4 separate regions of the Homo sapiens genome follow, and all the other regions are linked to region 1. The links are chromatin loops, found by intact Hi-C in ENCODE. Cell type or tissue: endothelial cell of umbilical vein. All regions are shown on one strand.

What was found. Peaks named below come from ENCODE experiments on the same cell type or tissue, not always from the same donor. Only the 100,000 strongest peaks of a DNase experiment are listed, where the experiment ranks them.
Region 2: it touches region 1 in a loop (5-fold over the local background); 4 of 110 quality-filtered maps call a loop at or near these places.
Region 3: it touches region 1 in a loop (6-fold over the local background); 4 of 110 quality-filtered maps call a loop at or near these places.
Region 4: it touches region 1 in a loop (7-fold over the local background); 2 of 110 quality-filtered maps call a loop at or near these places.

Annotation. Positions count from the first base shown.
Region 1 is chr20:20,726,961-20,734,960 of GRCh38, reverse strand. It overlaps LOC105372555 (a long non-coding RNA gene), which reads right to left and starts at 5,701. Exons shown (of 4, transcript XR_937312.3): 1 at 5,347-5,701. In endothelial cell of umbilical vein, no CTCF peak of the experiment used is centred here; DNase peaks (open chromatin) are centred at 390, 2,210, 2,860, 3,140 and 1 weaker place; H3K27ac peaks cover 4,338 bases.
Region 2 is chr20:20,798,754-20,806,753 of GRCh38, reverse strand. No RefSeq gene overlaps it. Among named protein-coding and RNA genes, the nearest start is that of RALGAPA2, 90 kb to the right of the region's middle. RefSeq lists an enhancer at 663-1,163. In endothelial cell of umbilical vein, no CTCF peak of the experiment used is centred here; a DNase peak (open chromatin) is centred at 4,213; H3K27ac peaks cover 828 bases.
Region 3 is chr20:20,821,073-20,829,072 of GRCh38, reverse strand. No RefSeq gene overlaps it. Among named protein-coding and RNA genes, the nearest start is that of RALGAPA2, 110 kb to the right of the region's middle. RefSeq lists an enhancer at 7,353-8,000. In endothelial cell of umbilical vein, a CTCF peak has its summit at 3,904 (motif pointing right); a DNase peak (open chromatin) is centred at 3,942; H3K27me3 peaks cover 1,409 bases.
Region 4 is chr20:20,661,262-20,669,261 of GRCh38, reverse strand. The region is part of intron 3 of RALGAPA2 (Ral GTPase activating protein catalytic subunit alpha 2); the gene reads left to right. Among named protein-coding and RNA genes, the nearest start is that of RALGAPA2, 47 kb to the left of the region's middle. RefSeq lists a silencer at 4,200-4,259. In endothelial cell of umbilical vein, a CTCF peak has its summit at 4,293 (motif pointing left); DNase peaks (open chromatin) are centred at 3,901 and 4,261.

The DNA.
Region 1 (8,000 bases):
AAGCACTAGAACTTTTCTTTTTGAAACTAGTAGCTGAAGTTGCACTTTGTCCAAAGCCAAAAAGAACCCGCAGATGCCCTTTGTTACCTTAGAAGTGTTGATTCAGATTTTGGAAAGTGAATGATCAAAAAGTGTTGCAGGAAGCTTCAGTGTTTCCAAAGCATTAGCATTAAGGAGAGTGGAAAGGCCTGTTTGTGTCTCTGGGTAAGTAGAGATGACTTAGGGCTTTGGTCTGGGGATTTTCTGTGAGTGCATGAAAACCCTTAAGCAGGGTGGCATTCAAACGCCACTTCCTCTGCATGCTTTCCATAGGTCTGCGGTCACAATTCTGCCAAGAGGTTAGTGAATGGAGGAAGCCCTTTTATCAGGCAATTTTCTAACACAAAAGTGTTTGCCCTTCCTGAAATGAAGTGATGATATACTTGTGTAAAAGAGGAAGCAGCAGGCAGGGTAACTGAATGTTTGTCACTCCTCTCTGGCAGGTTTTAGATGCTTCAGCAAGAAGATACAATTAAAAACATTTCTCACACAAAAATCTCCCCAGCCCACCAACTTGGAGGTAGCCGGTATCAGAAAATGTGTTTTCTTGGCATTCAGTACAGCCAATGGCGGCATTTAAGTAGTTTGTGAAGAGCCAGATTTGACCTGTCATTTGTTCTCCTATTGCAGAGGCCTTTTGCGGCTTTTTGCTCCCCACCAGTCATTCACTGTATTTTGTGACAGTCCCCAATTCTCCTTTAGGGACATCTTGTCCCCTACCCACTCACAAGTGTCTTGGTCTTTCTCCATCACCTGCCACAGTGATTGGCAGGGGCCCAGTGAAGGTCAACCCAGTTTTCTTGTTTGAGCCCCTGAACTGCCTGGCCATCCTGCCATAGGAAGAGCCCAGGGGTGAGTCAGCTACAGAAAGGCCCAGTAGGAGCTCAGCCTTGCACCCTAAAGTCAACTCCCTTCCTGGACATCTCAGTTGCATGAATTAATACATTCCCTTTTCTCTCTTACAGCAGCTTAAGTTGGCCTTCTTCAGGGTTACATTTTTTTTTAAGTCTTTTTTTTCTTTTCTGATATGTAGTCTCACTCTGTCACCCAGGCTGGAGTACAGTGGCATGATCTCGGCTCACTGAAACCTCTTTCTCTTGGGTTCAAGTGATATTCTGCCTCGGCCTCCTGAGTAGCTGGGATTGCAAGTGCACGCCACCATGCCCAGATAATTTTTTTGTATTTTTTTAGTAGAGACGGGGTTTTGCCATGCTGGCCAGACTGGTCTTGAACTCCTGACCACAGGTGATCCGCCTGCCTTGGCCTCCCAAAGCACTGGGATTACAGGCATGAGCCACTGTAATCCTATAAAAGTCTTAACTGATAGAGTTACTCTGTTTTACTCCACATACACACTAGCAATTTTACTCCCTCCTTGCAATGAAAGGTATTGCTTTATAAAGGTATTGCTTTATCTCATTGTTTTACCCTTGGATTATTGAGAATAGGCTTTTTTTTTGTTTTGAGACAGGGTCTTGCTCTGTTGCCCAGGCTGGAGTGCAGTGGTGCAACACAGCTCACTGCAGCCTTGACCTCCCAGGTTCAAGCAATCCTATGACCTCAGCCTCCTGAGGAGCTGGGACTACAGGCATGCATCACCATGTCTGGCTACTTTTTTTACTTTTTGTAGAGATGAGGTCTCGCTATGTTCCCTAGGCTAGTCTCAAACTCCTGGGCTTGAGCAATCCTCCTGCCTTGGCCTCCCAAAGTGCTAGAATTACAGGTATCAGCCGCCGCACCTGGCTGAGAATGGACTTTGTAATAACTTTCCCTATGCAGGCCCATTTGAGATGAACGGGAGATGCCAGAAGTGCCCTTGTACTGATGCCCCCACCACCAAGCACTTTCCAGACCCAGGCTCAGCTTCATCTCCACCCCTGGGATCTCCAGGTTTAATACTTTAGGGAAACTTCACTTTGCTGGCACTCAGAGTCGGACTTGGAACAATTCTGCAGGTCAGCCCTTGCACAGCCATGAGAGTGAGTTACCTACTTCTCTTCAAATCTGGCGCCCTAGGTGCCTGGCTTGCCTTGCTCAAAGCCAGACCCTGGCCCTCCCGGAGGGGAACCAATTTTCTTTTTGTAGCCCCACACTGGGGTTTTGCCCTGGGATTTCACCTCTCACTGGGGTTTCATAGCAGAAGGTTTGATCCTCTGCCAAGAATCACAGTCAGTCATGTCAGAACCTGGTGATTTGCTAGAGAAAAAGTATCATTTGAATTTAGATTCTGAAAGCATCCACGCTGGTGGCTCCTCACCTATCTTTTCTTATTGTTTTGCTCTGAAGCAGAAGAACCAGGATCGTTTCTAATTCCAAGCCACTCAAAAACAGCTGATAATTTTTGTCTTTTCTCTTTTCTGGAAGAATATGGATGTATTTTGCCTCCTTCTTCTAACTTATTTGATCTTCTGATGGCCTTTATCTCTGCATGAGGAGCAGAGCCTTTCTGTATATAAATCCATGAAAACTGTAACAGTAATTCACACATATGATGGGCTTTATGAATTTTAGCTATTAGTATTTTTTACATATTATTTCTACTGAGTAAAGACAGACTGTTGATTACTATTGATAGAAGTACCTGAGGTTCTCATATATATTTTAAAACACTCTGAGATTTCTAAAGTAGAGGGAACATCAAAAGAGAAAATTTTTTATGATTCAGGGTATCACCTCTAAATAGCAGCAGTTGTTACGGCCTTGATTAGGTAATCAGTGCCTGCACAACCGCTGAATCATAGCCCTCTTTCTTCTTAATGGAAACTCACATGGTCATTGTGTTCACTTTCTATTTTTGAAATATACCTTCATGGGTGGAATTTTTGGTGAGGAAGTGAGGGAAAACTAGGGCTATCTAATTCAGAAATCTTGTGTGCAATCACATCAATCTGGTGAAAATAATTTTTTTTTGCTCTAAGTCAACTGATTGGAGGTGAGAAAGGAATAATGGTCATTTTATCTAATTTCCAGCAAGAATAATAAAGAGATAAAAAGGAATCAAATAAGCCAAATTAATCTGCCATTATTTTAATCAAGAAGACAGAGCAAGCCAGATCCTGAGTCACCTTCCTCCCAACTATTTTTATTGACTTGAAATAACAAAGGATGGAAGCCTGAAATGACCCAGATCAGTTTTCTTGGTTTTAGTGCCCAGTGGATAAAGCATATCCTGGAATTCTCCGAGGTGGGGACTGTTTATATAAGTCACTTTTCTGAAAATGGATTTTTTTTAAAGCTGGGGAGAAAGAAAAAAACCTAAAGTCAGAGAAAAACTTTCTGTTGGCCACAGATTAAACAACACTTTTTAAAAATTGATGGTTTTGCTAACTTTGCAGAAAACGAATTCGGTATTTCTTTAGTATGTGCTTCTTGGAGGCATCAGTCACTCCAGCATGCTTGAGAAAAACTCTTAACAAGTAAAAACAGTAAAGCAGAGCCAGAAAAGGGTTGTATCTGGGCCGATTCAAAGCCAGAGTGTATTCAGGCATTTTTAAATTATGAACAACGCATTTTGGACATACAAAGAAGGACAGAAATGATGAAATCAACACCCATCAAACAATTACATTCTCTCAAGGACCCACTAATGGCCCTCCTCACCATCGGAGGTGACCACTATGGTGGATTTGGTGTTTTCCACTCAGCAAGCCCACTCCCACGTCCCTCTGCATATGTGTCCTGGGGCTAGGCACAGACAGCATGAACTGCAATCGTGAGATATTAGAACAGCCTGGCCGGGTGCGGTGATTCACTCCTGTAATCCCAGCACTTTGGGAGGCCAAGGTGGGTGGATCACTTGAGGTCAGGAGTTTGAGATCAGCCTGGCCAACATGGTGAAGCCCTGTCTCTACTAAAATATAAAAATTAGCCGGTTATGGTGGAACACACCTGTAATTCCAGCTACTTGGGAGGCTGAGGCAAGAGAATTGCTTGAACCTGGGAGGCAGAGGTTGCAGTGAGCCGAGATCGTGCCACTGCACTCCAGCCTGGGCAACAGAGCAAAACTCTGTTTAAAGAAAAAAAAAAAGCTCACTCAACAAGTCCATTTTCAAAGTTGGTTTTTACAAGATATTTTCTATGGTAGATTGATTAATTGATTAATTAATGGTCTTCTTTTTTTATGGAGACAAGGTCTTGTTTCATCACCCAGGCTGGATGATGCAGTGGCATGATCATAGCTCACTGCAGCCTCAACTCCTGAGCCCAAGTGATCCTCCCACCTCAGCCTCCTTCATAGCTGAGACCACAGGTGTGCATCACTACACTCAGCTAAGGCCACCCTAGATCAGCCAATAGCTACTGAACTCCTAGATAGATAAGTGATCTCAGTCAAGACCAGCCAAGCCCAACCCAGATCAGATGAACCCCATAGACTCATGAGCTGAATAAATGTGTGTTGGTGTATGCCAATGAAGTTCTGTGGCTGCGTTTTAGTGGCACAGAGAGCGGACACGCCCTCTTCCCAACTGTTCTGGAGACTCCATCCATGTTCCTACCTCCCTGCCAGCTGCAAGTAATTAGTAATAACTTGAGTTATCTCAAATAACTCAAGTTTTTTGAGACAGAGTCTTGCTGTGTCATCAAGGCTGGAATGGAGTGGTACAATCATGCCTCATAGGATCTCGCTCTGCAGCCCAGGCTGTTCTCAAATTCCTGGCCTCTAGCGATCTTCCTGCCTTGGACTCCCAAAGTGCTAGGATTATAGGTGTGAGCCCTAGTGTCCAGCCCCAAATGAACTTTTTTTTTTTTAAGACAGGGTCTCACTCTTTCGCCCAGGCTGGAGTGCAGTGGTGTGATCTCCACTCACTGCAGCCTCTGCCCCCAGGTCCAAGCAATTCTCATGCCTCAGCCTCCTGAGTAGTTGGGATTACAGGTGTGCGCCACCACACCTGGCTAGTGTTTTTTGTATTTTTAGTAGAGACACAGTTGAGCTTTTATACAGCTTGACTGCACTGAAAAATCAGAGGTTTGTTTAATCCAATATAGTAAAATCATATGCCCCAACTTTTTTTTAAAGCTTCATCTAGGAACTGAAGACCAACTGATACCTAGGACTCTGCATTTAGAGCTAGAAGCTACATGAAAATTCATCCAGGCCAGAAAACTTACAGTTTAGATGGCTTCAAGTCTCTAAAGCTAATTAATAACCAGGCTAGGTCAAAAGCTCAGGTGTCTCCTAGGACAATGTTCGACTAACCATATTATTTGCTGGCCTGAAAATTTCAGTGGAAGCTCAATATTTGGTGAAAGCGGGAAAATTAGTGAGCTAATTTTTTATAATGATGGTTCTCAATGAATCACACTTACCAATATTCATGTCCTTGGATTGTTCCCCGCTCCTTGAATCTGGGCTGGTTCTGTGACCTTCTTTAACCAATAGATCATGGAGGAAGTGACAGGGTGCCAGTTCAATTCTAAGCCTTACAAAGGCCTGGCAGCTTTCATTTTTGTATTTTAGAAGAAGCCAGCCACCATGTAAGAAGTTTGAATATCCAGAGACTGCCTCCCTGTGAGAAGTCCAATCTAGCCATGTGGAGAGGCCAAGCAGAAAGGAAGTGAGGCCACTGGTTAACAGCCCCAGCTGAGCTTCAAGCCAACAGTCAACACCAGCTTGCCAGCCATGTTAGTGAGGCCATCTTGCAAGTCCATTCTTCAGCCCCAGTCAAACATCAGCCATGTAAACCTGAGATGAACTGTCCCAGACAAGCCTTGCAAATTGCAGGATTGTGAGCAAATAAACAAAATGTTTTTTTCAGCCACTAAGATTGGAGATAGTTTGTTACATAGCAATAAGTAGTTGAAACACAGAGGGTATCAGCTTGTGGCCTCAGGCATCTGAAATGAAAACAAAAAACAAAACAAACAAAACAAAAAACCAAAACACTGATCTCCTTAGACTCATCTCCTGTATCCGGTAACTTATCTCTAACATCCTTCCAATTCTAAAATTCTTTAAGCCTGTGACTCCTTGGCTCATTCCTTTTAATATCATACTAGCCTTGTGTCTACATGATCAAATGATTTTAGTTTACAGAAGCTGACTGGCCTGACAGGGATTGCTTTTCCCACCAACGAGCAGGAATGCAGCTGGCAAAGGGGAGGAAGAATGGTCTTCCAGAGGTAGAGGCAGAGAGTAGAAGAAGCCCCAATAGTTGAAGTGCTGGCAGCAAGGAAAGAAAACCCAAAGTTTGTCTCCATGGAGGATAGTGAGGGTATGTATAGAGTAGTAAACAGAATATCCACAGGAAAAGCACCAGGCATGCTTGAAACAGGCAGGTCAGAAATTGACTTGAGAAATAGACTTCTGATTCATCTAGTCGAACAAAAAGCACTTAAAAATATACTGGGCCAAACTCGTTAACATAGTGAGACCCCATGCCTACAAAAAAGAAAAATAAAAAAGTAGCCAGGTATAGTGGCACACCTGTAGTCCCAGCTAGGAGGGAGGCTAAGGTGGGAGGATCACTTGAACCCAGAAATTCGAAGTTGCGGTCAGCTATGATCACACCACTATACTCCATCCTGGGTGACAGAGTGAGACCCCATCTCTAAAAACAAACAAAAAACCCCTTTTTAAAAGAAATTCAACTGATTGAAGCATAAAAAAAGGGTAATGGGACATCAGATCATGTCAAGTCTTGTTGGTCATTGTAAGGACTTTGGCTTTTTAATTTTTTTTAGTTGACACATAATAATTGTGCATATTTATGGGGTACATAGTGATGTTTCAATACATATATTTATAGTTATCAGATCAGAGTAATTAGCATATCCGTCATCTTAAACATTTATTATTTCTTTGTGTTGGGAACATTCAATATCCTCCTTCTAGCTATTTGGAACTATCTAATGTATTATTGTTAACTATAGTCATCGTACAGCACCATAGAACATGAGAATTTATCCCTGCTATCTAGCTGTAATTTCGTATCCTTCAGCAAATCTCTTCCTATCCCCCTCTTCCCTCTGTCCTTCCAGCCTCCAATATCCTCTGTTCTACTTTTTACTTCTATGAGATCTTTTTTTTAGCTTCCACATATGAGTGAGAACATACGGTGTTTAACTTTCTGTGCCCAACTTATTTCACTTCACATCATGTCCCCCAGTTCCATCCCTGTGGCCATGAATGCCTGGAGTTCATTCTTTCTATGGCTAAATCGTATTCTATTGTGCATAAATATCACATTTTCTTTATCCAGTCGTCTTCTTCAGGAGCCTTTCCTACTCTCTCTGAACTGGTCTATCTTGACTTCCAGCTTCCAGAGGACAAACTGAGGCATGTATTTACTTCCTTCCTGCTTTTCCAAGTGCCGTTCTGGTTTGTCTTTTTACCTGCCTTGTGTGAGCTGGATGACCTTGTGCCAGCCATACAACTTTTCTGAGTGTTGGTGAAATAAGTGCATGGAACTGCTTTACAAAACGGCATTCAGATGTGATGGCATTTTCCAGCCATCCTAATGAGGCCAGAAGCATCATGGCAAAGCCAGGCAAGTGGTTTCCTCCCTAGTTCTGGGAACAACCAGTCACTAACCAGCTTTGGTTACTTTTTCTCTTTACAATGGAGGACTACATCTGTCAGTTGCATTCCACTCTCGAAACCTTCTATGATTCCAGAATGTTCTTGCTAATACTCTTGACAATTATGTAAAATCATTTAACCTAGGCTGTATCATGGCCAGTGTTGGCATGGGGTAGGGTAGAATTACACAGGCAAAGCAAATGAGGGGCTTTCCTTTTTTCTTTTTTTAAGAGACATGTTCTCACTTTGTTGTCCAGGCTGGAGTAGAGTGGCATGATTATAGCTCACTGCAGCTTTCAATTCCTGGGCTCAAGTGATCCTCCTGCCTCAGCCTTCCAAAGTGTTGGGATTACAGGTGAGAGCCACCAGGCCCGGCCTTGGCCAGCTTTCTTCACATTTATGGTCCAGAAAGAAGGGGATATTTCACCTCATATAATGGGGC
Region 2 (8,000 bases), 72 kb before region 1:
AGCGATAACTTGATTTGCCTACAAAAAAGTGCATTGTCAAGAACAAATCTAGCAGAGGTCGGGTGAATATTTGGTGGCCGACTGTCAAGGTCTCCTCTGGCTTCGCTCTGCCCATCCCCCATCACATTTCTGCAAATTCTCCCTGCAGGATGCCTTGTTCTTAAGGAATTCAGGTATCACAGGCGGCATCCTTTAGCTTCCTTGTAATATCAACTGACCCCTCTATAAAGCCACCCCAAAGGGAAACCAGGGTGCTCACCATACATTAGAGAGAGGTAGTTCTAATACAAGTTCCCTAATCTTCCTTCCAACCAGATGGCTGCCCCCCAGACCCCGCCTATATGGAAATTTTGGATCAGTTGCTGTTTAGAGGATTAAGTTTATCCCAAACAGACAGAGAGGCTTCTCCCTACATCACAACAAAGCTGGAGAGGGAACCAGCACAAGGACCAGGCCCCTGCCAGACATCTGGACTGCAGGAAGTCTGCTCCTCTTTGGAAACCCATAGAGAGCCAACCAGCCTTTAAGTGCTTTATGAAGGCGAGAGCTGTTGTGTGGAATGTGAGGAGCAACCCTGTCTGACTCTGCCAAAACACCTAAAGGAAAGGTTTGCCCCTGGCCAGGAGTAGGTACCAGGCAGAGCCATAGTCAGCCTAGCCACACAGCCTCCGGCCTCAGCCTCCAGAGACAGGTACCCAGTGGAATTCCTTGCCAACCCTCGCCGCATTAAGTGGTGATGGGAGATTTGGTTGTCCTACCTGCAGTGCACACTTTGGAGAACAATAGGAGTAAAGTACGCAGGAAGAACCCCAGACCTGGCACATGCTACCTGGGCGCTGATCCTGAGACGGGGTAGGGAGATGATTTGGGCCCCACCCACTTGTCTCTCACTGAGGACGTCTACTACAAGCTGGTGACCGGGAGGCCCCAGGGCTGGAGGGAATCCCAACGAGGCCATCCAGACCTTGCCCCATAAATCCTGCTCAAGGCGCCATACCTACAGATTGAGGGACCTGGAGGAAGCTAAAATAAGCAGCTCCCACCTTAAATCTTACTCAAAGGAGTTAACCCTATTGCCTGCATACCCACAAGGCCAGAAGAAAAACTGACCCTTAATCTTAGCTTCATTATAACACCAAAAATCACACCCGGGTAGAGATTTAACATCCTAATGAGACGTGACACAGGAAGAAGTGTATTTTCATCTGCACGGGTGCTAAGCATTCCCGCCTCTACATGCCTAACGCCACTCCTTTCCCGCTGTGGCCCCTATAAAAATGCCTTTCCAACACCCTCCAGGGAGCCAGCTAGGGAATCCTTTCCCTGAGCTGCCTCCCTTATGCCTGGGCACAGCCCCATAAAGCCTTGTTTGGGAAAGCTCTTTTGGCCTCATGACAATTCCTATTGCATTGAGAGCCCAAGAACCCGTGGTGGGTAACGATCTGACCCAGCCGCCATGCCAGGCATGGGGATACAGCTATGAAAGGGAACAGTCCCTAAGCTCAGGGAGCTCATAGGTGGAAAGGGAAAGGAAGCACTGAACAGTGTGGTCAACCGAGATAGACAAAGCCTCGGAGGGAGTGTTTAGCAGGGGCTCTGCAAGAAGATACTGTGGGCCACATTCTCTTGGCCCACCCGGTGCTCACCTCCAGTTGGTGGGCAATTTCTATGCACACTGGGAGCTTCCTACTTCAAGAATATGCCAGCCTCTCCCTTCTTCTCTACAGGAGGACTGCAGGGAGGCCAGGAAGTGTTGAGCACTTAAGGCCCCCAAGACAACATTCGACCAGTTGGTGAGTACACGCCGTGGCTTCCTCCCCACTCTCTGGGGCAATTCTGATGTGTGCTCCACTGTCTCCCAGAGGTCCCTGGCAGCAGTGAGCCCAGCGGCCCTCTGCAGTAACTCACTCATGAGCAAACCCTTTATTGACTTCCCTGCCTCACTTCCCCACTCTTCACAGGGCTTTCTGGGTCACCTCCCAAGTAAACCAGTTGGCTCAAACCCTTGTCTCAGGCTCTGCCTTGAAGGAGAGCCCAGGCTAAGAGGAATCTGAGACATCACATGGCACTTTTGTGCAAATTAGAAGATAGTCCCTTTCCCCCCACCCCCTGAAGGAGGCAGCCCGGGGCAGAGTATATCCAGCAGAGAGTGACCCAGCCTGGATGTAACCATCTTTCTCCAGCTACCTGTAGGACAAGCACCTTTCAAGTAGTGCCTGTGGGGTTCTCTGACACTTCCTGACAGCCAGGCCTCAGCAAACACATCCCTCGTTTCCCTGAGATATGAAGCACAGATACGTGGTCTCCTATACAAACTCCTTAGGCCAGATAAGTATCAGAAATTGAACAGTTCATATCCCATATTTGACATATCACCCCTGGAAGAGTCTGGGACCACACTCCCAGTTTAATCAATCAGTTTAAAATTTCTAGGACAGGCATGGTGGCTCACGCTTGTGATCCCAGCACTTTGGAAGGCCGAGGCAGGAGGATCACTTGAGCCCAAGAGTTCAAGACCAGCCTGGGCAACATAACGAGACCCAGTCTACAAAAATTAAAATTAAAAAAATTTAAAAATAAAATGAAATACAATTTCTGCTTCTGCATGTTTAACATAAGGAGTCTGCCCCGACTCTCCAAAAACTGTTGGTTCTCAGATTTCAAATGGCAGACAAGGGATTGTGGCACTGTTTAATGTCCTGTCCATTCAAATCGTATGACTCCAAGGCCCACTTCATGCCCCTCCTCTTTCATGACCTCTTCTCTGAATTCTGAAGGACTCACGGGGCTCATGATCTATACCATAAAATAAAGCACTACCAATGCAGTACTCTTCTCTATTTTCTTGTAGTTTTTCCTGCATTCGTTCTGTCTTCTGTTTCAGTTGCATAAGTCCTTGAAGGTAGAAATCATGTTTTATGTAGGATGTTGGATTGGACAGGATTTGGGGTTGTGTGAAAAACAAATTCAAACCAGAGTTTTAAAATTTTTTGGCAGGATGCAGTGATTCATGCCTGTAATCCCAGCACTTTGGGAGGCCAAGGCGGGTGGGTCACTTGAGTCCAGGAGTTCGAGACCAGCCTGGGCAACATGGTGAAACCCCATCTCTAGAAAAAAATACAAAAATTAGCCAGGTGTGGTGGCTTGCACCTGTAGTACCACCTACTTGGTGGGGCTGAGGCTGGAGGATTGCTTGAGTCTGGGAGGTGGAGGTTGTAGTGAGCAGAGATCACCACTGCACTCCAGCCTGAGCGACAGAGCGAGACTCTGTCTCAAAAAAAAAAAAAAAAAAAAATCTGAATTTTTGCTTTTGTAATTGAAAAGTGCAGAATTAGCCTTTGATTCAGGTCCAGATGAACTCAGGCGCTCCACCAATCCATTGGGGCTCTGTCTTTTGGTTCTTTCTGTGTCTCTTTTTTCTGTCTTTGCTCCTTCTTTCTTGGTGTTATTCTTGGCTGGCTTTCTCCATGTGGTAGCCCCAAGAGACACAAAGCTTCCAGCAGTTAGCTGAGCAATCCCCAGGGAGAGACAGCTTCTGTGTCCTGATATTTTCACAAAACTCCCACCAAGCCCTCTTATTGGCCAGCTTGGCCCTGACGCAATCTCCTTGGCCAAGGGTGGTGGGCAACCAGTGCTTTCGGATGCTGTTGGTGGAATGCAAAATGATACAGCCCCTAGCAAGGGGCAATTATATATATGTGCATGCTCTGATCCAGCAATCCCACCTCCAGGAGTCTGTCCTACAAGTACAGTGCAACAAACAGCATATGTATGCATAAGGCGATTCATCACAGAACTTCATCATAACAAAACATTGGAAATAATCAATTGTCCATCAACAAGAGATTGGTTTAATCAACTGTGGCACATTCATACAATGGATCTGCTAAAGGGAGTGAAGAATATTGTGATGGTTAACTTTATATGTCAACTTGATGGGACCCTGGGGGGGGCCTAGATATTTGGTCAGTCATTTTTCTGGGTGTTTTGGATGAGATTAGCATGTAACTCTGTAGGCAGAGTAAAGCAGATTACTAGCGCTAAAGTGGGTGAGCCTCAGCCAATCAGTCGAAGGCCTAAACAGAACAAAAAGGCTGGCCCTCCCCTGCATAAGATAATTCTGTCTGGCATCCTTTGAGCTGGGATGTTAGCTTTTTCCTGTCTTTGAACTGAAACAATGGCTCTTCCTGAGTCTTGAGCCTGCCAGCCTTGGACTGAAACCACACCATGATCTCTCCTGGGTCTCCAGCTTGCTGACTCACCCTGCAGACCTTGGAACTTGTCAGCCTCCATAACTGTGTGAGCCAGTTCCTTGTAATAAATATCTTTCTATGTATACATACGTACACATTGACACAAATATATACAACTATATCCCTTGCCCAACACACATCCTATTGAGTCTGTTTCTTTGGAGAAAGAACCCTGACTAAAACAAAAATCAACATTTACCATTATGGAGTAGTCTCCAGTATACTTCATTAAATGACACAAACAAGACAGAGAGAGGTGTATGTGATTCGTTAGCATATATAGATTTTGCTTACATTTTTTAAAATGGAAAGGTAAATAAGAAAAAATCTGAATGGTTATCTGTAGGACACAAGGAAGAAGAAAGTGAAAAAATCAAAGATTTGGCTTTGGAAACTCACACACACACACACACACACACACACACACACACACACACACACATACTAGGCAGCATCTCACTCTGCTCACCCAGGCTGGAGTGCAGTGGCACGAACACAGCTCACTACAGCCTTGACCTCTCAGGCTCAAGCAATCCTCCCACCTCAGCCTTTTGAGTAGATGGCATTGCAGGTGCTTACCACTATGCCCAGCTAAATATTTTTTTTAGATTTAGGGTCTCCCTGTGTTGCCCAGGATGGTCTTGAACTCCTGGACTCAAGCAATCCTCCTGCATCAGCCTCCCAAAGGCATGAGCCACTGCGCCTGGCTTAAATAAATATTCTTAAGTGATTATAAAACAAAATCAGATGAAGTATTTCTCATATTATACTTTCCTAGATTCAAATTAGGAAACCTGGCCTGATGAAGTATGTCTGGGACCCCCCACCCACCAACTGAAAGAGGTCGTCTTGAAGCAAGACAAAATTTTGCATTTTCTAGGATAACGTGAAGCTGTGCAGAACCAATGGGACAGAATTTTTGGCATTGGGACAGTGTGAGCAAATGTGGGGCCTTGTGGTTGCTGCACCCTTTGAAGCGCTCAATAACACTTCCTGATTAAATAAATGTGTCAATCAATTAACCTACATAGGGAGGCTGATATTGCTAAAGTTACTCAGCCTGAAACAATGAGAAACTACTCAGATTGCTATAAAACTATACTATAGATGGAAAGCATCCTCTTATAGGCAAGAAATGGAACAAGGCATGAAAAACAGTAATCCCAGGCAGCCTTGTGAGATGGTGAAAATCTACAAGCCAGAAAAATGTGCACATCCAGGGACATTCAGTCAAGGTCTGAGAAAGAATCTAAGGATTCGAGCAAGGACTTGTCAAAACCTATGCTTCATTTTTGGAGCAGAACAAGCTCAGAAGTTCACATCATGGAAACTGACACAATCTCATCTGAGAAACTGGGCCATTTTAAAGTACTTTGCATCCAACTGCTCAAATTGTGGGCTTTCGAATCATGAGGCTGCAAGGGACTAATCTAACTTATGTGGTAATCCATCACTCCATGTAACAAAATATTTCATGATAAATCACTAAAAATATCTGCTGCTTCATTAAAAGAAGACCTCTATTTGATGATGCGTGCTCAAGATGAAAGAGAAGCAGCTTATGATGGACATCCCATCCTGCTTATCCACAGCAAAGCTGGAACAGGGCCAGGCACTGTGGCTCACGCCTGTAATCCCAACACTTTTGGAGGCCGAGGCAGGTGGATTGCTTGAGCCCAGGAGTTTGAGATGGCGAGACCCCCATCTTTACAAAAAATACAAAAATTAGCCAGGCATGGTGGCATGCACCTGTAGTCCCAGCTACCCGTGAGGCTGAGGTGGGAGGATGGCTTGAGCCCAGGAGGCAGAGGTTGCAGTGAGCTGAGATTATACTGCTGCACTCCAGCCTGGGCGACAGAGTGAGGCCCTGTCTCAAAAAAAAAAAAAAAAAGAAAAAAAGCATAATAGATGCAGTCAATGTACCATAAATGCAAAAATCCAGCCCCCTCTGTCCCTCACAAGTGGCTTTAGATGATTATACCCCAAGAAAAAAACAAGTCAGGCTTGCTTCTGGCATTGTTTAAGTTCATTTGTACTCTGTGATTACCCTCTGGGTCCCTAGACATCGCAAGCATTATCAACTGTGCTGAACTTAAATATGTCAGTATAAGCCTGGCTGACTCTACAACCCCAGCCACAGGGATCGGCAATTCCTTTGCAGGGAAGCCTAGAGGGAGAGGCCACAGAGGCAAAATCTTGGTAAAACAGAGTGGCTCCCATGGCCCTCTCCCTAGTCCCAGCAAAGGTTCCATTTCTTTGCCCCTGGATGAAACCACCCTGAGGCATATCCCCGGGAGGGGGGAAATTGTGCCCTATTTCCAACAATAGTAGCTGCCTCTCTAATATACCCTGTATTGGCTGCCTTCCCTCCTGGATCTCACTTCCCTGTGTCCTAATTGGTACTTCCTGGAATAAACTGCTTACACTCAAATGACTTTCTCAGGCTCTGCTACTCAGAACCCAAATTAAAACAGTCCCAGATATCTACAAACCTCTCTGAGCCCAGAAGCTCATGAGAGGGAATCCAGGCTGTCTTACTAGAGGGTTGTGCTGGAAGAAGTGTCAGTACTGCAAGGAATCGAGCCAGAACCATGGAGACAGAAACAGCAAGGCCAATGGGCAATATGGTGTCTTCATTCTGTTGAGTCGATTGCAGACGGAGAGACTGAGATTTCACGTGACTGACTGCAGGTGCACGAGTGAGCCCAGCTGAGACCTGCTGAGCCTGACACAGCTCAACAGAACTGTAGCCTCCTGAGCAATAACAAATGGTGGTTGTTAAGACCCATGAGGTTTGGGATCATTTGTTATGCAGTAATTGATAACTGCTGCAAGATGCTTGCTTTTTCATGTTTCTATTAAATAACAGGGAAAAACTGCCCCCGAACTGTTAATAAACAAGGCAAGAAAATCATGGAAGGATAGCCCCATTGCCTCAAATGAGAAAGAGAGTGGAGATTAGAGATTGCAATTGGCCTGCAGCTTTTAACTAGAGGCATCAAAGGACTCCAAATACTTCCTTTCTTTTTAATATGTTGTTGCTTGTACTGGGACAGGCCCAACTGCAGGTACCAGGCAGTGCCTTCTCTATCACCCTCTCCAAATATTCACGCTAAGGCCCTGAGCTGTTCTAAATAACGAAATCACCTGCTTTCAGGCAGAGGGTGAGAAAATGTGTCTAGTGTTCAGGCTATGCTTGGTGCTGCACCGTGTGGCTCACAAAGGCCCTAGAAGCCTTGAGGTAGAATTCAAGGTGACCTGGTGTTTCCAACTCACTGTGATAAGAAGAACCAAAGGAAGTTCTGGACTAGAGAAGCAGCTCCTAAATTAGCAGGGACTCCAGAAGGCAACACACCAGCCTGGGAGGACCACTCCCCTCCTTCAGCTCTCAAAATGACCCTTGAGGCACAGAAAATATTTGCAAGACATATAACCAGAAAGGATTTGTACCTAGAGTATATAAATAACTCCTTGCAACTCAATAATAAAAACACAACCCAATTTTTAAAAACTGAGCAAAATGTTTGAACTGGAGCTTCACCAAAGATTTTTTTTTTTTTTTTTCTGGAGACAAGGTCTCACACCGCACTCCCAGGCTGGGGTGCAGTGGCACCATCATAGCTCAGGGCAGCCTCGAACTCTTGGGCTCAAGCAATTCTCCACCCTCAGCCTCCCTAGTAGCTGGGACTACAGGTGCTCAGCGCCCACTTGGCTAATTTTTAAATTTGTGTGTGTGTGTGTGTGGAG
Region 3 (8,000 bases), 94 kb before region 1:
GGAAGCAAGGTACGTCTTATATGGCAGTAGGAGACAGAGAGAGCATGCGAAGGGGGACATTTTTAAACTTTTAAACCATCAGATCTTGTGAGAATGCACTTACTATCACAAGAACAGCATGGGGGAAACTGACCCCATGATCCAATCACCTCCGACCAGGTCTCTCCCCTGACATGTGGGGATTACAATTTGAGATGATTTTGGGGTGAGGACACAGAGTAAAACTATGTCACCCCATGAGCAGGGTCTCATTTACAGATGAGAAAACTGAGGCTCAGAGAGGTTCACAGACTTGCCTAAGGTCCAACAGCTGGAAAGTGGGATTGAGCCAGCTGGATAACATTGGTTTTACGAAAGGGTAAACAACTAAGACTTAACACTACTAAGGGGCATTTGCATTTTAAAAACAAAACATATGGCTAGAGTTTCAGATAACAAAATGAAACTCTAACAGTGTAATTGGTTCAATGTGGCATGCAGAGTGTGATAAGTAGATGTCATATACTATTAATTATCCAAATAAATCAAGGAGAAAGGCAATTTATATTTAAATTTATATATATATATTAAAAAGAAACAGCCATAGAGGTAAAGGAACTGTATCAGCTGGTGTAGCTTTGGCTGCTGTCTTGTTAACTGAGGCAACGTGACAGCTGTGCCTCTCAGGTTTCCTGCTGCAGCGAGCATAATTGACCAAAGGCTCCAGGTGCTGCCCCTGACTTTAGGCCCAAAGTCTATACTTCCATGGACTGTTTCCAGCCAATGACTAAAAGCAGCAGGGATATTAAGGCAGGTTTATTCTTTGAGACCCAGCTAATTTTGGCTTAAGGACCACCCCCACCGCCCTCGGACTTGCCAAAACTCTTTGAGAATTGCATTGCAAAAACTTTTCCTATCAAATCTTCCTCCCTCCCTCCCTCCCTCCCTTCCTTCCTTCCCTCACTCCTCCACAAGGGTCAGACCTGCATGTTGGCTGAAGGATCTGCCAGCCTCCTCTGGTGCCTTCCTTCCTCCCTCACTCCCTCTCTCCCTGCTTCTTCCCTCCCTCCCTGCCTGTCCTCTCCTTCCCCTTCCTTCCTCCTTCCTCCCTCCTCACTCCATTCCTTCCCTCGCTCCTCCACAGGGTCAGACCTGCATGTTGGCTGAAGGGTCGGCCAGCCTCATCTGGTGCCCTCCTTCCTCCCTCCCTCCCTTCCCCCTCCTCCCCTTCCTTCCTTCCTCCCGCCCCCCCTCCCTCCCTTCCTTCTTTCCTTCCTTCCTTCCCTCGCTCCTCCACAGGGTCAGACCTGCATGTTGGCTGAAGGGTCTGCCAGCCTCCTCTGGTGCCCTCCACAATTTCTCCAATAAATCCCTTAGAAATCTAATTCCACCTTGGCATCTGCTGCTTGGAGGGCCTGGACTTAGACAGTCAAAAAGAGGAATTTATTAGAATATGGGGCAGTTCACAGAACCTTGAGGAAAACTTTCACTAGCAAGTGACAAGAAGAAGCTGGGCAATCCCAGGAAACCAGACAGCGAGAACTGATGGAGGCACCACCCCAGGAGAAGGCAGTCCCAGCCCTTTCCTGCCCCGAAGGACAGGTTTTGGCTGGCCTAGCTTAGGTCAAGACCCACCCTAGGCTGCGTTTGACAGACCCACTAAGGCTGTCTGCATCTGAGCAAAGTGTAGCTTTGCAAAAGGAAAAGTGGGAAGAGAATGAAAGGACGTGGGATGGATGAACACAGCAAATGTTCTCACAGGAAAAGCAAGTACCTGGTCCAGAATGTTCTTTGCTGAGTACAGAAGCGTCACGTAAAACCCTGATCCACGGAGTCTGTAGCAGATTCTGACTGCCCAGATTCCTTTCCCTCTCCCTCTTCCCTGAGTTCCCACTGCCTTCACTGCTGTTCTTCCTCCAAGAGCTTTCGCGAACACCAGAGCCCCTGTGCCTCTCCCTGCAGCTGGCTGGGAGTTCCAGGGCATTAACACAGACAGTCTTTGCCCATCAGCCAGTGACTGTATGGAGCTTGGATGTGAATACACAGCTCCTGCATCCCTCCGAGGCATCTCCACACCGTCTCCCAGAGGTACCGGCGGGATTGAGCTCCAGGTGCCCACAGTGGTAATTTGCTATATAACACACCTATTATTGGCCACCTACCTTTCCTTGTCTCTCTTCCTAATTCACCTCATTTGCCAGGGTTTTCTTCGTCACCCAATAAACTGCTTACACTAGGATCCTTGCTCAGGGTCTCTTCTGGGAGAACACAAACTAATTGTTATGATAAGAGATTGCACTGCCATAATTATAATCCATGCACACAAAAATGTGGGTAAATCTTACACTCCTGATAGGGAGCGAAAAAGCCAGACACTGACGAGAACACACCGCGTAGTTCTATCTGGGCAAAGGACAAAAGCTGGTCACAGGAATCCTTGCTGTTAGAATCAGGAGAGTAGCCACCTTCATGGGGGACGGTGTGAGAGACTGTCTGGGGATGTTCTCTTCCTGGATCCAGGTGCAGAGGTGAGTTTGAGAAACGTCATCAAGCTATACAATTATTATTTGTTCATATTTCTGTATGTACAGTAGACTTAAAATGTTTTTTAAAAAAATACAATGAGCAAAAAGAAAAAAAAGGAATGTGTCATTTGTTTGTCCTCCTATCCATCCACCGATCCCTGCGTCCACAGAATAATGAAATCCTAAGTTCCAAGCTTCCACCTGAAGCTTACAGTCTCCAGAGGAGGCACGCAAGCACATTCCATAGGAGTCGTATTTGAACATGGGGATCTTTTGTTTTGAGCAAAAAGTTCCCTGTGCATAATTTCAAGTGAGCGTTCTATAGAACAGCACTTGTCACTTGGGAAGACCGATATAAAAATAAATTCTAGGCCGGGCGCGGTGGTTCATTTCTGTAATCTCAGCACTTTGGGAGGCCAAGATGGAAGGATCACTTGAGGCCGGGAGTTCAAGACCTGGCCAACATGGCAAAACCTCGTCTCTACTAAAACTACAAAAATATGGCCAGGCGCCGTGGCTCATGCCTGTAATCCCAGCATTTTGGGAGGCTGAGGCGGTCGGATCACCTGAGATCAGGAGTTTGAGACCAGCCTGGCCAACATGGTGAAACCCTAGCTCTACTGAAAATACAAAAATTATTTGGCTATGGTGGTGTGTGCCTGTAATTCTAGCTACTTGGGAGGCTGAGGCAGGAGAATCGCTGGAACCCGGGAGGCGGAGGTTGCAGTGAGCCAAGATTGCACCGCTGCACTCCAGCCTGGGTGACAGAGTGAGACTCTGTCTCAAAAAATAAAATAAAAATACAAAAATTAGTGGGGCATAGTGGTGGGCGCCTGCAGTCCCAGCTACTTGGGAGTCTGAGATGGAAGAATCACCAGAGCCTGGGAGGTCGAGGCCACGATAGAGCATGCAGTGAGTGCTGCACTCCAGCCTAGGCAACAGAGTGAGACCCTGTCTCAAAAAATAATAAAACAAATTATAGGTTTGGTATAAAATACTTAGCCCCTTCAATTTCAAGAATAAATCTTGTTACCACCCTCAAAGCAAGATGGGAAGAGAGGCAGAAACCCCTCACGGTGTACTTGGGGATGAATTTGTCCCCTGAGACAGCTAATCACGCTGGAGGCAGGCCTGCACCCCGGCCTCCCTCGCAGCTCACAGTCTCAGCGGGGGACAGTGCCAGAGTTGGGTTCTTACCCACCAGAGAGGCTCCCAGGCCCCTCTCAGACCAGACTGAAGCAGAATTCTCCTCTCTGCCTTCTAGAATGTCTCGTAAAAGCTGCTCCTCTTGGGGAGGCTCTGGGCTTTGGAGAGAGCACCTGGAATTCCCCACTAGAAAAGCCCAAAAACTGAAAAATATTCATTACGTATTTTCAATACAGAGTTCCTGACGTTTTCCAGCAGAGGGCGCTAGAGAAGAGCCGGCCAAACCTGCAGAGCGTTGACCAAAGTCACAAGAGTAAACCAAACGCCTCGCCCTACCAGGCGTCTCCCCACCAGCTCGACCCCGCGGATTTCTCCCACAGAACACAGCCCCAGCCCTGGGCCTCCACGTGTGGCAGAGCAGGGAGCAGGCCCTGGGACACTTTCCTACTCAACAAATGTAAGCTGTCTATACATGATGGTCACTGTCTTGTGATAAGACTTTGAAGAATTGCTTGGTATTCAGAGCACTTCGGGGCGATCCACGGGGAGCCCCACAGTCTTGCATGGTCCACGCGTTCCTCTGCTCATTTCAGAGTGATCCTTCCTCTGTACCGCCTCTGCTCTTTTTCTCGTTCTTATTTTTTCTCCTTTGAGGGGAAGTAGAGGACTCCAGGTAGCAGTTAGTTGTACAGGACAACCCCAAATCCTACCCCTACAAGGCTTACTTTAGTAAAGCGAGTTGTTTTTGACACAGTAGAATTAGTACTACCTCAACCAGTAGTCTTTGAATTGATCCCTTAACTGATTAAGGGATGATTTTAGCAAACATTTACAAAAGGAAGGAATTTTTTTAAAAATAAAATGTTGTTTTCTAATTTTATTTTTTTCTAAGTCCTCTTTTTTCTCTCTGGAGGCCTGTAGAATCTTCTCTGTATTATTGGCGGCTGAACAGAGCAGAGCGCTGGGTGAATTCTAGAGTTAGATCTCCCTTCTGGAGCGAGGCACTCACACCCCCAGCTGCTGGGAGAGCCATTGCTCACAGCTCACAGCTGAGAGCTTCTCTGGGCATTGACTACCCTGGCCAAGGTTGTGGTGACTCTCTCGGGAGGCAGCTTGCAGCCAATGTCTGGACAATATGGAGGGAAAAGGGCCAGTCCTCTCACCTCAATTCAGGATGATGCCAAAGGGACATCCTAGCTCCAGAGCTCCCTGTGGGATCACTTGAGCCTTTATCTTGCCAGACAACATGCACATCCCTGCCCTAGGCTGTGTCCCCACCTCCCTCCTGGATTCCAGAGCAAGAACCAGGGTCAAGTCACAACATAAACGAGGGGCAGGAACATGAGGAGAGGAACGATTTGGTGATGGAGCTGTGACCCACGCTCCCATGTGCCATCACCCCCACACCAGCGCCCTTCCCTCAGATCGCACTCAGAGGCACATGGGAGAGTCCCTTGTGATCACCTGACAGAGGAGGGGAAAGGTTAAGCTTGGTGCAGGGGTGAGTGAGCTTGAAATGTGGGCACAAAATAAAAACTGGCTGCAGATGTACTCTGGCCGCCTCATTCAGGGTGGTCATGAGAGACGGCGGTAATGGGGAAGCTCTCGCAGTGGGCAGGGCTTCAGGCAGTGTAGAAAGAGAAGTATCCTGAAATCAGACTCCACATTGGCTCCTGGGCAGTCTTGTGTGATTTGATGGGCTCGTCAGGGCCTGGAAGGAGGAAGGTTGAGAACACGGAGGGGAAGAGACATGTGACTGTGTCTATGGAAGTTGGCACCCAGTGAAGATCCTGGCACAGATGTTAATATCCGCCAGAGAGCAAACAACCCAGAAAAGGCTTGACACAGCCAAGGAGAGAGAACGGCTCGGTCAGCTGCTGTCTGTTCTAGCCTCTGCCATCGGTTGTCCCAGTGCTGGCACAACGGGCTCACAAAGGGAAAGGCCATGGTGGCAGGGGTGGAGGCTCTGCATGTGCCAGACAGAAGAGCTCCAACTCGCCAAGGCTGAGCCACTGCCACAGCCAAAGGGCCAATTTGCGAGCCACAGAAACCAAAGTCAAACCCCTAATCTTTCAAAGTGACCGATGAAAGAGTTGGTGGCGAGTTGATGACACTGGATCCCTTCACTCTGGAAGGGGGAGCAATTCATCTTGCTTGGAGGCAACACACATTCTGCTTCCCTGCCTGTAGAGTGTTGGCCAGCACCACAATCCATCTTATAATATTTGATCCACCAACATGGAGCTCCGCTTACTCACCACCACCTCGGATCAAGCAACCCACTTCACAGCAGAGGAGGGATACTTGGTCATGGGTCTAGTAGTCCTCTCTGCAGCACTCACAAGCTGATGCCTGAGAAAGTGATGCCAGAGCCTTCTGAAGGCACAGCTGGGGCTCCAGCTTGGAGATGATGCCCTTCCGGTATAGGGTGGCATTCTCTGGGATGTAGTATATGCCCTGAATCAAAGACCATGGCATGGTGCCATGTCCCCTATTGATAGAGCCAAGGCATGGATATTAAGGCGTGGCCCTACTCACCATCACCTCCAGTGACCCAGGTGGGGAGTTTGGGCATTGTACTCTGCAGCTTTAGGTTCTGATGATACAGAGCTGCACTGGCCAACACAGTAGCCACTATCCCAATGTAGCTATTTAAATTTAAAGTAATTAAAATAAAGTTTAAAATTCACTTTACATATTTGTTGATTTATTTATTTATTGAGACAGGCTTTCACTCTGTCACTCAGGCTGTAGTGCAGTGGTATGATCACAGCTCACTGCAGCCTTAACCTCCAGGCTCAGGCAATCCTCCCACCTCAGCCATGCCTGGCTTATTTTCTTTTTATTTTTTGTAGAGACAGAATTTCACTATGTTGCCCAGGCTGGTCTCAAACTCCTGGGCTCAAGCAATCCCCCCACCTTGGCCTCCCAAAATGCTGAGATTACAGGCATGAGCCACCACGCCTGGCCTTAAAATTCACTCTCCGTGACACACTAGCCAGATTTCAAGGGCTCAGTGGCCACACATAGTTATTATCTACCATGTTGGACAAATCAGATATAGAACATTTCCATCATCATAGAAAGTTCTATCAGACAGCACTAGTCTATAAGATCCCAGTTCCTAGAGGGGTAACACTTCTTCCAGGAGAAACCGTGTGAGTCCTACTACATTTAAGCTATTGCTGCTGCCTTATCACTTTGGGTTCCTCTTGCCAAGCGACCAGCAGACAAGAAAAAGAGTCACCTTGCTGGCAGGCAAATTATCCACATTCCTCAGGAGGAGGCAGGGCTGCTGTTGCAGAACAATAGGTCAGGCCCCCACGTGATCGGCCAGAGCATCTCTTGGTTCCCAACACCCGCCCAATTTTGATGGAAATGAACAAATGCAGCAGCCACGCCTGTGAAAGACTGTGGCCAGGGCTTGCTCTCCTCAGGGATGAAGGTCTGGGTTACTCTCCCAGATAAGCCACCTAGGCCAGCAGAGGCACTAGAGGCAAGAGGTGAGGGTATAAAGATGGAGTAAAATAGAAGAGGAGATAATGAGAATCAGCTACAGCCTCGGGGCTGAATGCAGTCATGGGGATTACAATGTATGTCAATATCCTTTCTGTTCTATGTTTCTCCAATAAAAATGCCCAGCCACCATCCTGGACGAGCTGTTCCCACAGAGGATAAACGTCTATTCAAAGCAGCTGGATTCTAGTGGTGCCCAAGGGGTGGATGTGGTGGATGCTGTGATGCACCCCTTTCAGGTCCCAAGCCTCTTTCCCTGTTACCCAAACTACTTGTTGCTGATGGTGAACTCCTAATCCCTCTCCAGGAATTGCCCGGGGCTGGAGGGAGCTGCTTCGCCCAGGTTACACCCAGACCCTGAAGGCAGCGTCCAAGCACTTGTCGATAAAGGGAGACAAAGTCTAGCTCTCTGCAAGATGTAGATACTCAGCCCTGGGGCATTTTCTTCTATAAACACTTTTTTTTTTCCCAGAATTATTCCTTCAGTATTTTTTGGTCTCTCGTTCTGGGCTAATATCTTGAATTAAACTTCCATGGCTCATCTTTATGGTCTGCGGTTTCTGTGGTTTTGCCTGAGGAACTGGAAGACTTTTTCTGCTTTAGCTTCTAGTCCCTCTGTTGAATTTCATATTTCTCTAATCATTTTTTTTTAATTTCTAAGAACTCTTTCTTATTTGAGCGTTCCTTTTATTCACCAGATGCTGTCCATGTTGAATTGAGGTAATAGGTTTGTTTTCGAGTTCTTTTCTGTTCTCTAAATTACCTTTGTTTCTTCCAGAATTTGTTTTTTCTTAGTTTGTTTTGGCCCCTCTCATTCTTCGCACAGCTGATGTC
Region 4 (8,000 bases), 66 kb after region 1:
TACTAGAGAAATAGAATAGTTTGGAGTTATACATGTATGTTTTAGAAAGTTTATAGAATTTGATATTTCCTCACCCTCCCACACTCCAATTAAAATACATCGACACAAGAGGCTTAATTTCAAAACGTAAACATGTTCTGGCATTGGAGTGCCACTCATTTGGATGTTCTTCAAATATCACAGGATTTGAAATCACAGATAAACAGATTCTTTATTCTAAATTTTATTTAAATTACCCCACTATATTAAACCCTGTTTCTATCTTGTCATTAGCCTTCCTAGAGACCTGAATGAGTTCTTTATAGTCTGTAAAGTGTGGCCCAGGCTGGTCTAACACTCACAGTCCTCTCCCTGGCTCTCAGTGTAGCTCTTCTTCATATTTTGTGGTTACTCTGTGGAAGTGCTCTGTCGGGCTAACACTGCCCCTTTATCTCTCTTTGCATAGTTTCACTTCTGCCTCTTAGTTTATTCAGTTCTCTTTTCAGGGACTGCCCTTAGCTCTTCTCCCCATCTGGCCCATTCTCTCAGGACCTGTTTAGACCCACCAATTTCTCCTGGCAACTCCTGCTGGAAGTGCTCATTCTTTCCTTTGGACTCATATAATAGCCCTGCCTTGTGTTATCATTTGACTGTGGCTGGATATCCATAGTTATCCCTTAATGTGGCTATGCCTTAGTTTCCTAATGAGAGTGTAAAAACTCTAACTCCATGTTTTTTATGTGCATTTTTGTACATATTTTTGAGTGGAAGAGGGACAAGGACATATAAAATGAACAAGAAAAGCAAATTCTTCCAAAGCCAACAACCGTGACTTAACAATCCTTTGTTACTTTTTTCTTTTCTTTTCTTTTCTTTTTTTGAGACACAGTCTCGCTCTGTTGCTCAGGCTGGAGTGCAGTGGCACTATCTTGGTTCACTGCAACCTCCGCCTCATGGGTTCAAGCAATTCTCCTGCCTCAGCCTCCCAAGTAGCTGGGACTACAGGCACCTGCCACCATGCCTGGCTAATTTTTGTATTCTTAGTAGAGATGAGATTTTACCATATTGGTCAGGCTGGTCTCAAACTCCTGGCCTCAGGTGATCCATGTGGCTAGTGGCTACTGTATTGGACAGGGAGGCTCTAGAGTCCTCCAGTAGAGCCGTATCTCATCGTTTGAAAGACCACTTTTCATTGTTAAACATGGTTAAATCCTTAGTATCTTGTACATCTGTATCCTTGTAATGCAGGGGACTTTGACTTAAGGTTTAGGATTTTACTGAAATGGTTTCTCTGGGCTTCTTCTTATTACCAGAGTGCCCTTGGCTGAGGGGAATGAGCATTTACCTCCACAGGTTGGAGAAGCATGGCTCCAAAGTGACCCTCTGCAAACAGAATTGAAAAGCCATGCACAATGTCATTCTACTGTTTTCATGCATTTTTTAAAATGAAAATAATGTTAAATAAAGGCTAGCCAAATTCCTTAGGACTTCATCTCCCCACCACACCTTCAACCTTTCTCCATCTGTTTCCCCTTCAAGATAAAGAAAACAGTTTCAGTGCACTCCAGGATGATGCACCATGTCTCTTTCTCACCCGTCCTTTGGTAGGAGATTCTTATTTGAGAAGCATTGGTGGAAGAGGCAAACTGCAGCAGGTGAACCACACAGCAAGTGCAGATGACATGTGGGTTTCTTCTAGGACATACAGAGAAAGAAAAATAATATTGTGGATGCTAGCTTTTGTTTTTCCTTTGGTATTGAAATTTGATTGCTTGCGATTTATTACACGCCTATATGTACTGACTCCCTTCCTTCTCTGCAGTTTGGTGTTATGCTGGATTGGATGGCTGGACTCAGCATGTGCACAGTCTGGGTGTAGTTATGTTTGGGATTCATAATTTGACCAGTGGTGAATCCAGGGATGTAGTGGAATCTATGTCTTACTTTAATGGAATTCAGCACTGGGTCTCTTGTTCTTCATTGCTCCAGGTGAGCTTATATAGATAGTGGATTTAGCCCCTAATTTTTTTCCTTAGAGTAGGGGAAAAGAATTTTTAATGATTTTCCTGATAATAGTAATATAGCTATATCCAGTACAGTGCCAATAAGATGAAACAAATGGCTGATTTTCACTCTCTGTAGCATTGTTTTGTATATGCAATCCAGTAATTTGAATGTTGATTTTATTTCCCATCCAAATGCATTCATTTATAACTTTTCACATTTAGTAGCACCATTTTACTTCAGATACTAATAGTGAATTGCCTAAAGAAAAACTAGAGTTATGAATATAATAGGATTACAAACAATTCTGAGATTTATTTCCTTTCTTCTTCCTTTCCTTCTCCTCCTCCTCTTTTCCTCCCCCCACCCCTGCCTCCTCCTCTTCTTTTGTGAGAATTGCATATCTTTTGTAACTCTTTGAAAATGAAAACAAATTAAAAGCTCCTGTGGAGGTTCAGTGAAAATGCCTGAACTGAATTCTAGGCAAGTCAACAGATTCAGGCTCGGTGTCCTACAGGATTAAGTAACGATTCCTTTTCTTTCTTTATACAATGGCTAATGGCTTTTCTTATAAGCAAATAATACATAGCAAGGTGGCAGAATCATATTTTTACAATTAACTAGTTGCCACAGTTTCTGCGCTTTTCTCTGCTTTGTTATTTCTTATTCCAGGCTGTCCAGTGTGCAGCCATCCTTCCGTGCTGCTCCCTCCTCCCATGCCGAGGTGAAGGACTTCCTCTACAAACCTCTCAGGCTGATACTGCTTTTTATTTTGTTTCCTGTAAGGGCCACTTCACGGTTTTTGAGTGGAAGAGGGACAAGAACAACTAAAATGAACAAGAAAAGCAGATTCTTCTAAAATCCTTGGAATTTAAGTTCTTATTGAGGATTTCAAATATTTAGATGCTTTAGTAGATTTTGTTTTCTTTTAAAAGAATGATTCCAATTTTGAATGCAGCTCTTTGGTCACTGTCATAATTCTAAATGACTGATTGCAATTGAGAAAAAGCCACTATCAATTCAGATTTTCTGGAGAACATTTTTAAAAGAACTGAGCTGACAAAGACACCCATCTCTCATCCCCAAAGTCTCCCTGAGTTCCAGTTGGCAAAGTGAATGTCTCTAGTTAGCATGACTAAGATTTTGGGTCACATTTATGACATGGGGCTATATTTAAATGATAATAGAGGTGTGTAATCATCTGGCTTTCTTTGTAATGCCAGCCATACTTGTGGCTTTTATTGATGTTGAACCCTTGGTTGGGAACAACTCCAAATGATAACATTATTGTTATGGCATAGTGTGATCTTGCCTTGAGACTGCTCTGCAGGGATCACAGTAGAGGGCCAGGTGGCCAAGGTACCCTTTTTCACTGGTCTCATATGTTGCCTGTGGTGGTGAATTAGCTCTGTAGTTGCTCCTCGGTGCTATCGCCTGTACTGGATACTGGGGAAATAATAAAACATAGGACTGAGATCCTTTATCTCTATAGCATGTGGTTATTCTGGTGTCTGATTTTGATTGTGAAATGTCTATGATCTGTACAAACCGGAAGGTGGGAACAAAATATAAACATGTGGTCCATTTTGGAGATTCTTTGCATGCACTTTTCCTGGTTAAAATGTGATTATCCTATTATAGAATGTTAGTAATTTTAATTAGACAAATGTTTGAGTTGAAAGGAGTCAGTTTCAATGGATAGTTTAATATGCAAATTTAGTATTAAAGACTGCAGTCTCCCTTTTGCATCAAGACTTATAGGTGAGAAACTTGGGATTGACCCAACGGGATATACCAAATTACTCAGTTCACCTTGGAGGAAGGGACACTGGAGATAAGATGTTCGTGGAAGTCTGAAATTACATTCTTGTTGTTATCTGTTGCAGTCCAGGTGCCCTGAGCTTCCTGGCATGCTGGCCTCTTTCACATAGTGTGCCACTTGATGTGTTGGTAACTGACACTCTTAAGAGGAGATCCTGTGGAAGGCAATACTAGCAAAAATGCTTCCAAGAATCTTTTAAGGGCAGATGGTAGAAACTGCATTAGGGCTAAAGATATGGGAAATTCACACTGAAACCTGAGCATGTTTATTTATTGTTAGGATAGCAGGAGACATGTAGAGAGCTTTTTTCTCTTTAATTAAAATTAATCTGTTAATGCAGTTTTGGTAAGTTGATTTTTTTTAAATTAATATATACCTTTAGGAGAGAGTTGTACAAAAACTTGCTATTATAAGTCTATTACTTGTTTTCTGTTTGGATATGTAGTGTGGTGGCTGTTACAGAGTGACATCTAGTGTTTGATGTGGTTTGTGACACTGTACAGGTTGGAAGGGTCTGGCTTGAAGCCTTTGTGCACTGGCTTTTCCTGCAGGCCTTGGGCACTTGCTGAATGAATTTGACAGGGTGGCCAGTCCCAAGACAACCTGCAGGTGTACAATGCTTTCTAATTGTGCTGAGGCAGGAGTTTAAATCCTCTGAATTTATGGGGTGGTGGGAACCAAGTAGTGGCATCTCACTGGGGTTTTGTTATTCTCTACTCATCACTCCTATAGAAACTGTCTTGGAGTGATTTTTTCCCCTAAAACATGGCATAAAACGGATGGCCAACTAGTGCTAGTACCAAAACTGAAGAGATCGGAAAAATGCAGTAGTTTTCAGGCAGAAAATAGAAACTTGCATGAAATGAAGAATAGCATGGCAGATTTGGTTGTGACTGAGATCTCCTGTGTAAGATACTTTTGTGAGAAGAAGACTCCTTTTGAATCTGTTTTAGTGAATGCTTTATTCGGGGCAAAACCCACATATTATGGGTAGAATTATATGCTACTAATTTGGGGATTTGTGAAGGTCACTGAATGTTCGTTCCGTCATTAAAAAAATGAGGAGTCCGGTGCAGTGTGATTTTTTTCTTTAAAAAGAGATTAGACCTTTGCATGATCCTAAGCAAAGAGAAAAAATAACCTTGAAATCTATTAAGTGCTGCCTTTCCAGTTTTTGAAGGTTGCATTTTTTGTACCTAATAAAAAACATTTTGAATATCACATTTTACTACTTAATACGGTAGTCCCCCTTATCTGCAGTTTCACCTTCTGAGGTTTTGGTTACTCGTGGTCAACCAGGGTCCAAAAACATTAAATGGAAAATTAAAGAAATAAACCATTCATAAGTTTTAAATTGCATGCCATTCTGAGTAGTGTGGTGAAATCTCTCACCATCCTGCTCCATTCTGCCTGGGATATGAATCATTCTTTTGTCCAGTGGATCCATGCTGTAGATGCTAGCTAACTGTCAGTCACTTAGCAGTGGTCCTGGTTATCAGATAAACTGTTGTGGTATCACATTGCTTGTGTTCAGGTAACTCTTAATTTACTCAATAATGGCTCCAGGCCAGGCGTGGTGGTTCATGCCTGTAATCCCAGCACTTTGGGAGGCTGAGGCAGGTGGATTGCTTGAGGCCAGGAGTTTGAGGCCAGCCTGGCCAACAGGGTGAAACCTCGTCTGTACTAAAAATACAATAATTAGCTAGGTGTTGTGGTGTGCTCCTGTAATCCCAGCTACTCAGGAGGCTGAGGCTTGAGAATCACTTGAACCCAGGAGGCAGAGATTGTAGTGAGCTGAGATCGCGCCACTGTGCTCCAGCCTGGGTGACAGAGTGAGACTCTGTCTCAAAAATAATAGTAATAATAATAATGGCTCCAAAACACAAGAGTAGTGATGCTGGCAATCAGATATGCCAAAGAGAAGCTGTACAGTGCTTCCTTTAAGTGAAAAGGTGAGCGTTCTTGACTTAATAAGAAAGAAAAAAACTATATGCTGAGGTTGCTAAGATCTACAGTAAGAATGAATCTTCTATGAAATTGTGAAGAAGGAAAAAGAAATTTGTGCACAGTGTATATAGGGTTTGGTACTATCTGTGGTTTCAGGCATCCCTTGGGAGTCTTGAAACATATCTCCCTAGCATAAGGGAGGACTACTGTTTATTTTGTTCAGTATTGGTAGTATTTTTCTTCACTCTGTGGCTCTGTATATTTTGTGCTGGTGCTCTTTTATCTCTTTTCTGCCTACTACCTAAGACTTTGTTCAGAGCCTCAGTTTCCCCACCAGTGGAGTATCCTGCTAAGCAGTCTTTTGGTTTGTAATCTTCTACCCCTTCTCTCTCCCTCACTCACCTCAGATGCTGTGTGATGTAATTTCGATTCTCATTGCCTTCAGGACAAAAGTCACACTCCCCAGTATAGCCTTCAGAATGTTCTTCGTCTAGTCTGCCTCCTTCTCTATCACTTATCACCTGTCTTCTGCCCTCACTGGCAGCCTCTTACAGGTCCCCAAATAAGCAGCAAGGCTTTTTATTTTTTGCTGCTGTTTGGTCTGCCTGAAATGCTCTTCCTTGCCTGGCTCACCCCTGTTGTCCTTCAAGATTCAGTTCAAGGGTGTTCTCCCTTTGGAAGTGCACCTTGTCTGTCTTCATTTCCTTGTGCATGTACTGACATCCCTGATTTTCTCACCTTTTCCCTCTTAGGGCTCTAACTTTTAGAGCAGGAATGGTGTCTTTTATGTATCTCTGATCCCTCACATGGTACCTCGCACATAATGGGCACTTAATAAGACTATTTTTTAATGAATTAAATAAATGTTTGATTAAGAGGATATTTAATTACCTGCAGTACTACCAGTTCAACTGTCTGTAGCTTAGTGATTAACAATACTTGGTGATAATTTCATTATGTAAGTCATTTTTGCTTTTATTTTTATTGATTTCTTCCTTAATAAAACTTTTTTATTTCTATTTTTTGAGTTTAAAACTTAGTTCTTGCATTGTAGGAAATTCAAGTCTATGGATTTGTCTCTTATTTCAGCTTTGGCCAGTTTTTGTTATATGCGAATCACAATGTTGATTATTTTTCGTTTATATAATCAGTTTTTTTAACTCGAGTGTTAAAATCCACAAGTAATTGAGAATTACTTTTTTTTTTTAACTTGAGTGTTTAAAATCCACAAATAATTGAGAATTTTTTAGCTTAAACTCTTGATGGTGGACTCCCAGTGTATTGAGTTTGCTTGTGACCTGTGTAACACTTACTTTGAGGGATTTATTTGCATCGCTTAGAATAATAACTTTGTAAATGTTTCATAGATGTTGGATTCTGTGAAGTTTGATATATAGCTGTTAAACCAGTCTTGCTATAACTACATTCAAGTCTTCCGTATTATACTGTATTGCCTATTTTATTTCTCAAAGATAGTGTGTGTTAATATCCCCCATTTAAAAAGTGTTTTTCCCCTTTAGTTTCTGAAAGTTGTTTTAATGGAGTATGCCTCCATTGTTTTATTTTCATGCTATGTTATTTGTTGCATAAAGATTCATAAGTATTATAGGTATATCGTAAATTACATATTTAACCTATTTGAAATAATTCCCTTTGTCCTGTTAATACTTTTTTACTTGATATTAATATTGCTTTGTGTGGGTGTGTGTGCATGTGAGCCTCCTTTTCTGTATTTTATTGTCAGTCTTTCTGTGTTTGAAAGCTGGGTCTGATGGACTTGGTCTTCGGTAGGGGAATTTAACCTGCTTATACTTACTACTTTTTGTGTGTGGTAACCAGTACACATCTGTGTATTCTGATGCCCATTGCACTTGGTTTTAGCTTTTCTTCTAACTTTGTTTTTGGGGGAGAGGTCACTGATTTTGGCTTTATGGAATATGCTTTGTAATTTGGAAGGTGCACTTTCTATTTTCATTCCAATAACTATCTTTCAATTAACAATATCATTTGCATTGTTTTTCTTCTAATATCAAGAACAAAGCAGTATTTCAGCCAGGCACAGTGACTCACACCTATAATCCCAGCACTTTGGGAGGCCGAGGTGGGCAGATTACTTGAGGCCAAGAGTTCAAGACCAGCCTGACCAACATGGAGAAACCCTGTCTCTACTAAAAGATACAAAAATTAGCTGGATGTGGTGGCACACGCCTGTAATCCCAGCTACTCAGGAGGCTGAGGCACAAGAATC